Linked DNA regions of Homo sapiens: region 2 is linked to region 1. Evidence: read pairs that join two places in POLR2A ChIA-PET (ENCODE). Cell type or tissue: A673. All regions are shown on one strand.

The links. ChIA-PET counts read pairs that join two places held together with the same protein. Peaks named below come from ENCODE experiments on the same cell type or tissue, not always from the same donor. Only the 100,000 strongest peaks of a DNase experiment are listed, where the experiment ranks them.
Region 2: POLR2A ChIA-PET joins it to region 1 with 5 read pairs; 2 of 35 experiments call an interaction of 5 or more read pairs at or near these places.

Annotation. Positions count from the first base shown.
Region 1 is chr6:14,077,342-14,081,341 of GRCh38, forward strand. No RefSeq gene overlaps it. Among named protein-coding and RNA genes, the nearest start is that of CD83, 38 kb to the right of the region's middle. In A673, no CTCF peak of the experiment used is centred here; a DNase peak (open chromatin) is centred at 2,310.
Region 2 is chr6:15,602,846-15,606,845 of GRCh38, forward strand. All of the region lies in intron 6 of DTNBP1 (dystrobrevin binding protein 1), which reads right to left. Among named protein-coding and RNA genes, the nearest start is that of DTNBP1, 58 kb to the right of the region's middle. In A673, no CTCF peak of the experiment used is centred here; no DNase peak of the experiment used is centred here.

The sequences.
Region 1 (4,000 bases):
ATTGGAACCGGAGAGACTCCATCTTGAATAGGGCTGGGTAAAATGAGGCTCACACCTGCTGGGCTGCATTCCCAGGTTAGGCATTCTTAGTCATAAGATGAGATAGGAGGTTACAAGATATGGGTCATAAAGACCCTGCTGATAAAAACAGGATGTGGTAAAGAAGCTGGTCCAAACCTGCCAAAACTAAAATGGCGATGAAAGTGACCTCTGGTCGTCCTCACTGCTCATTATACACTAATTATAATGCATTAGCATGCTAAAAGACAGTCCCACCAGTGCCATGACACTTTGCAAATTGCCATGGCATGGTCTGGAAGCTTCCCTATATGGTCTAAAAGGGGGAGCAACCCTCAGCTCCAGGAACTCCCCACCCCTTTCCCAGAAAACTGATGAATAATCCACCTCTTGTTTAGCATATAATCAAGAAAAAAAGCCATAAGTTTACTCAGTCAAGCAGCCCATGCTGCTGCTCTGCCTATGGAGTAGCCATTCTTTTGTTTCTTTACTTTCTTAATAAACTTGCTTTCACCTTACTCTATGGACTCACCCCGAATTCTTTCTTGTGCAAGATTCAAGAAACCTGTCTTGGGGTCTGGATCTGGACCCTTTTCCAGTAACAGCTGGATGAGGGCGACAGTTCTTGAGCCTGTGACCAGTCATAACATCACAAAAAAGGAGACACTCCTTCCCATGCTGGCTAGCTTTGGTGTTCCTTGGCTTACAGATGCATCACCCCTAGCTATACCATAATCTCCACATGACATTCTCATTAAAGTCCTTCTGGTGTATTCTTGCTGAAATGGCCAAACCTGAATCTGGCCATGGGATTAGGTCTACCACCCAGTTTACGGGAAACACAAGAGGACAGAGAAGCATGTTACAAATGGGATCATATGGAAGAAATCAGCAAAATCCAGAAGAAACTGGACAATGTCCTGGATTCTTCAACAACTACATTGCAAGTAGATAAAAAGAGAAAGAAGGAAACTATTATGGGTTTAATTGAGTCTTCCCAAAGTCTGTATATTGAAGTCCTAACCTCCCTTAATTCAGAATGTGACATTATTTGGAGATAGGGTCTTTGCAGAGGTAATAAAGTTGAAATGAGGTCACTAGGGTGGGCCCTAACCCAATATGACTGGGGTCCCTATAAGAAAAGTTTGGAGTCAGTTACAGATGAGGAGAATGCCATGTGGAGATTATGGTATAGCTAGGGGTGATGCATCTGTAAGCCAAGGAACACCAAAGATTGCCAGCATGGAACGGAGTGTCCCTCCCAGCCCTGAGAAGGAGCCAACTCCACCAGCCCCTTGTTACAGACTTCCGGCCTCCAGAACTGTGAGATAATCCATTGCTGCCATTTAAACCACCTGGTTTATGGTACTTTTTTTTTTTTCTTTTGTTCTTGAGACAGGGTCTCACTCTGTCACCCAGGCTGGATCAGTGGGGTGATCTCGGCTCACTGCAACCTCCACCTCCTGGGTTCAAGTGATTCTTGTGCCTCAGCCTCCCGAGTAGCTGGGATTACAGGTGCACGCCACCACACCCGGCTCATTTTTTTGTATTTTAGTAGAGACAGGGTTTCGTATGTGGGTCAGGTTGGTCTCGAACTCCTGGCCTCAGGTGATCTGCCCACCTTGGCCTCCCAAAGTGCTGGGATTACAGGTGTGAGCTGCCGCGCCCTGCCAGATTTGTGCTACTTTGTTACAGCAACCCTGAAACCGCCTTTGCAAAATTATGACTGAGACAGTGAAAGAGCTCTAACTTAACCAACTCCATCTTGCTTCTAACCTCCAAGCTGTCCTTGTTCATTCCTGGGTGTAGGCTGAATTAACTTTGAGAGAAACTTAGTTTATAGTTTAAACAAAGACTTTAACAGCTCTTTGCCAAAGCAGTCCTCCTTCTTGCCTGGGGACTAGATTGCCTTTGTAGGACTAACATTAGCCACAAGATTAGAAATTATGGTTTAGGAGTCACGCAGCTGGAGGCTACAAGATCCTGACAGTCCCTAAACTGCTCCTAAAATCAGTGCTTGAGATATTTGGCAGACCCTGCACTTGATGGATCAGCTGGCACAGCTGGCACCGCCCAGATGGATAAACTGGCTCACCTGATCTTGTGGCCCCCACCCAGGAACGGACTCAGTGCAAGAGGACAGCTTTGAGTCCCTATGGTTCCATCCCTGACCAATCAGCACACTTGGCTCACTGGCTCCCCTGTCATCCACCAAGTTATCCTTAAAAACTCTGCTCCACACTGATTTGAGTATTTATAAAACTCTGGTCTCCCGCCCAGCTGGCTCTGCGTGAATTACTCTTTGTCTATGGTAATTCCCCTGTCTTGATGAATCAGCCCTGTCTAGGCAGCAGGCAACCCGCTTGGGCGGTTACAACCCCAGTGAACTAAAATAGAAACCTATGGAATTAAAAGAGACTCAAGACATATTAACAAAAAGTGCTGTGTGACCCTAGTTTGGATCCTGAGCTGAACAAATAATTGTATTAATATATTCTATTGGGTATTTGATGATATTAAGAAAGTGCAGAGTTGTTTAGGCATGGTAATGCCATTTTAGATATGTTAGAAAAAGAGTCCTCATCATTTAGAGATAAGTATTGAAGTACATATGGATAAAATGATAAGATGTCTGGGATTTGCAGCAAAATAAGCCATCAGGGACAAGAGCAATAAATTAACATTGGCCAATTGATAATGATTCTTGAAGCTGGGTGACCGGAACAGGCAGTGATGGACTGGGAAAAAGGCTGGGGAGTGGCGAGTTCACTTTTGAACCGTTTGCCAACTTCTGTGGGTTCCCACCATGGCTAATTTCAAGCTAGCCATGACTTAACAGGCATCTTGCAACATTCCTGAATATTTAACACTTAGGTCTCAGGAGCTGGTGGTAAGAGCTGGTTCTAACACAATGCTGTTCTATTCTTTCTATTTTGTGTATTTGAAATAGTCCATTTAATCAAAAAACAAAAAAAAAACAGAATCTGGCCAATATTTCTGCTTTTATTTTATTTTATTTTTTTTGAGATGGAGTTTTGCTGTTGTTGCCCAGGCTGGAGTGCAATGGCACCATCTCAGCTCACCGCAACCTCCGCCTCCAAGGTTCAAGCGATTCTCCTGCCTCAGCCTCCGGAGTAGCTGAGATTACAGGCAGGCACACATCACCATGCCCAGCTAATTTTGTATTTTTTTTTTTTTTTTTTGAGACAGAGTCTCGCTCTGTCACCAGGCTGGAGTGCATTGGCACAATCTCAGCTCACTGCAACCTCTGCCTCCCAAGTTCAAGCAATTCTTCTGCCTCAGCCTCCTGAGTAGCTGGGACTACAGACACATGCCACCATGCCCAGCTAATTTTTGTATTTTTAGTAGAGACAGGGTTTCACCGTGTTGGCCAGGATGGTCTCGATCTCTTGACCTCGTAATCCACCTGCCTCGGCCTCCCAAAGTGCTGGGATTACAGGCATGAACCACTGCGCCCGGCCTAATTTTGTATTTTTAATAGAGACAGAGTTTCACCATGTTGGTCAGGCTTGTCTTGAACTCCTGGCCTCAGGTGAGCCGCCCGCCTTGGCCTCCCAAAATGCTGGGATTATAGGCATAAGCCACCGCGCCTGGCCTCATTTCTACTTTTTGCCCTGGAGGTTGCTGTTGGAAAAGGGGACATCAGGCCTTGGAAGTGTAAGGGCCAAGGGAAAGCTTCTCCTCTGCCCTCTAAAGGTTTGCGCAAATGAACTTACAATAGGCAGGTTCATAAGAGAAAAAAGCATTCAAAACGTGTTATCGTGCATACGGATATGGGAGCCATACCAAGGTATGAGACATGAAGAGGGACCAGATGGATGAGGCTTGAATACTCTGTATAAACCCTGGAGGCAGACATTATTTTGCAAATGATTATTTTTGGAAGCTGGATAGGAGTGACAATTTCAGAAGGTGAGAGGAAAAACTGCACAGGAACAAAGGTTGTGTTATTATGCAGATA
Region 2 (4,000 bases), 1.5 Mb after region 1:
AACCCCAGCGTGTCATTTGCATAACTGGAGGAAAGAGATAACGAAAAGAATTTTGTAAACCAGTTAGAGAGACATTTATTATTTAAAAATGGCAAACAGATACTCATTGTTCAAAATAAAGCTTTATGAACTTAAATATCAGTCCTAAACTCTATTTACTGTCAACCCAAGGATCTAATAAACTGTTAAATATTCTAGCTACATCTGTTCTCGTGACTACACATAAAGTCTGAAACTGCCAAGATTTATTCTCTAACAGACACTTTAGAGCAAAAATTTTGTTAAGTTCAATTCCTTGCCAACTCATAAGCTTAGGTTTAATTTTAAAAGAAAATGTAAGGTGTGATTACACATTTATGAAGCCAACAAATTCATAGCTCTCAGTCTGTTTTCAAGAGGTCATTGGCCTAGTAAATGTGATTACATTATAATAAATACAATAAAATAAAAATGTCAATTTACTTTCAATTAACCACCTGGGAACCATCTAAAATCTAGCATCTAATAGGGAGAGGGGGGAGTAAAAGGAGAAAATGGAGAAAAGAGATACAAGTTTCAGCCTTTTTTATATTTTCCATGTCTCTACTTCACTTTTTGAACAGAATACAGTTACAATAACAATTTTTACTGTCCTTGTCTTCTAATTCTAATATCTGTGTCAGTTTTTAATGGCTTTGATTGACTATCTTCCTCCATATGTTTTCCTAGTAATCTTTGATTAGATACCAGACATTGTGATTTATCTTGTTTGGTGCTAGGTATTTTTATATTCCTATAAATACTCTTGAGCTTTGTTTGTTATACAGTTAATTTACTTGGAAACAGCTTGATTCTTCTGATGCTTGCTTTATGATTTGCTAAGCACGTCTTCAGCAGTATTCAGACAAAAGCCAATTACACATCCTACTGAGGCAAGAATTCACCGAGTCCACTTCCCAATACCTCAGTAATTATGAGTTTTCCCAGTCCGACTATTGGGAAGAGGCTCTGTGTGAGTGCCAGGCACTGTTAGCTCACCCTCTTGGATATTTTTTTCCCTCCTGCCTTGGATAGTTTCCTCACCTGTATTATCAGGTGAATATTCATGGAGACCCTCTCAGAAACTCTCTCCTCTCTGGGACTATGTCCTGTAAACTCCAGCTGCCTTGATCTCCCCAGATTTAGCTCTTCAACTCTGAGTCTGCCAGGCTCTGCCTGGGTCCACTTCCCTGCAGTGCACCCTGGAAACTCTCTCTAGGCAGGATGCAGAGGCAATCACAGGGCTCACCTCACTTGTTTCCTATCTATCGGGTACCATCACATCTCTTCTTTGTCCAAAATCCAGTGTCTTAAAAACATTCTCTCATTTATTTCACCTGGTTTTTCATTGTTTCGGGGGAGAGAATAAATCTGGTCCCTGTTACTCCATCCTGGTGGATGCAGAAGTCTGCTCCCTTTTTGTAAAGTCATTGCCTGCGGAAAAGTTCTCCTGCTCCCCTTTTCATTCAGCATCCAAACAGACTTCTGCTGCAGAACTGCAGAAGCTAGTTACTGCCCTGCTGCTTGGCTCCTTCAGAGAAGGTGCTCTCGATCTTCTCTTTTGGTTCCAGAAGAACCAAAAGAGATCGTTTTTGGATCTTTACCCTGGAGAATGCTGTTGGTTTCTTCTCTCCCATTCTCAGCTCCGCAAAGCCAGGCCTGAGGGCCACACTCCTGCCACACCTCCCCTTCTCCCCAGCTTGCCAGTCTCTTGGCAGGTGAGCTTGAACACTCATTTCTTGAAGCTCAGGAATTTGGCAAGTTAGTCTCTAGAACATACACTGGTCAAACGCCACTACAGATACGCCATAATCTCTTAAATATATCTGTTATACTTTGTTCTAAAGATTTTCTAAATATAGTCCATAGTCCAAATGTTACCAAAAAACAAAACAAAAAAACACAAACAAAAAGAAGGGCAGAGTCCCTTGGCATTAACTATAGTAGATATATAAACATAAAGCAAAAAGAATCAGGACCCTTAAAATATGCATAAGCACTAAATCTCATCAGAGGCAGCAGCGACCACCACTTCTAGGAGGTGGGTTCCAGGAGACAAGCAAATTTCAAAGTCTGGATAAATCAGTGAAAAATGTTTCTGGAGTCAGTATGCCCCTAAGCAGGTTTCGAGTCCAACAGAAGACTATGTTAAAATTATGAGTCACTTATAATTAACAAGAATTGCTAAAATCACTGTTCTTCAAGATGTTACTATTTTTGGAGAAATTCTGATGGTATGCTGTGTACTGAAGGGGAAAGCATAAGTACTGAAGGAGATGCATAAGGGATCTAGAAACTTGGAAATAAGAAATATTTTAATCAAATTACACACTTATGGATGATTTCAAGTATAACTAATTATTGTGAGAGAACTTCAATAAGCACTCTAAGGATTATGGTGGCACTGGAAAGATTAAAAATCTAGAAGGTTGAGATTCTATACTTCCATTTAGCTCTATCTCTAAACGTACCTACTGTTCATGACTCGGGGTCTTTGTTCCCACTGTTCCTTCTGTTTGGAGCTATACAGTCCTAGATCCTCATATGACTGCCATCTTACTCAAACCTCTTCTCACATATCTTCTCAGAAGAGCCTGTCCTGCTCACCCTAGCTGAAGCAGTCCTCCCCTGCCTTACCACTATACCATTACTCCATTTTATTTCCTTTGAGGTTTATATTATTGTCTGAAATTATTCTTTTTTTCTTTATAAATTTATCATCTGTCTTCCTCCACACCCCTAAGAATATAAGCTGACCCTCAAATCTCAAGCCCACTTTTCTAATTGCTAGCTAGAAAAATCCATGTAAATGGTTTTAAGTTCTTTATTTTGGCTCCTATACTAAATATTAGCTCTTCTTTCTTTACGAAAAATGTATTTCCTATTGGTTACAAAAGCTTCTGCCAGGGGTCCATGAATTAGACTCGTATGGCTGTAGCACTCATCTTCTGAACTATCTGACAACTTAGCTACTGGTTTGAGTACCTGTCTTTGCCTATAGCCATATTCTAGCCACTACACAATGTTTTGTTGTTTATCAAGGCAATGTCCGTTCCAGTCTACAAAGGCACTGGTAACAGTAATATCATTTTACATGCAGAAAAATATTTAGAAAAGCAATTTATGGGTATTTTCCCCGTACAACCACACAAGTGTCTTAGATGGCACTTTTCTCAGATAACTAGCTAAAGAGAGATGTCCTACTTTACTGCACAAATGAAGTGGATTAAACCGTCTATTCAAATGTTTCTCAAGGGTAGGTAAGAGCTATCAGAACCATCCCTAGGCTGTATATTTCCCTACCCACTGGGAGAATCCCCTGACTAGGAAGCCACTGTCACGTTTATTTTATTTTGTGTTTATTTATTTTATAATGGGTCACAGTCCTGTTTTTGTAGGGGCAGGAATGTATTCTCTCTGCTGGGAACGTCCGTCAAATGAATGACAAAATATCATATATCCATTTGAAACTACAGATGCACTGGTATAAACATCTGGGACTCAATCAGTTTGTTCCAACTTAACATCAAAAAAGAAGACACATTTGGGTTGGTGTGGTGGTGTGGTGGGAGCCTTGGACTGAAGACTCTGGTTCTGATGCTGGCCCCTAAATAGTCTGATGACTTAATGCAACTCAATCTCCTTCTCAACTCCAAAAATTGCTGCCCTGCCCACACTACAGGCTCTGGTGGGAGCTGAATGAGAAAAGCCATAGGAGCCTATTGCAGAGCCTATTAGCACTGGAGGAGTGTGAAAAATTATCTTTCATTCTCCCACTCTCCCCACCTTCATCCAGTGTTCTGGCCCGGATTTTTGGGAAAGCTACAGGGTGTGCAAACATTGTTAAAAAAATGCATGCACATAAGCATATCACATATCCAACTTTTTCTATCACATATTATCGTTTTCTTCAGAGTAAGAAAAGTCATTAGTGTAGTTTGCATAGCATCTTGTTAAAAAGGAAGAAGGTTTATTTTTAAGC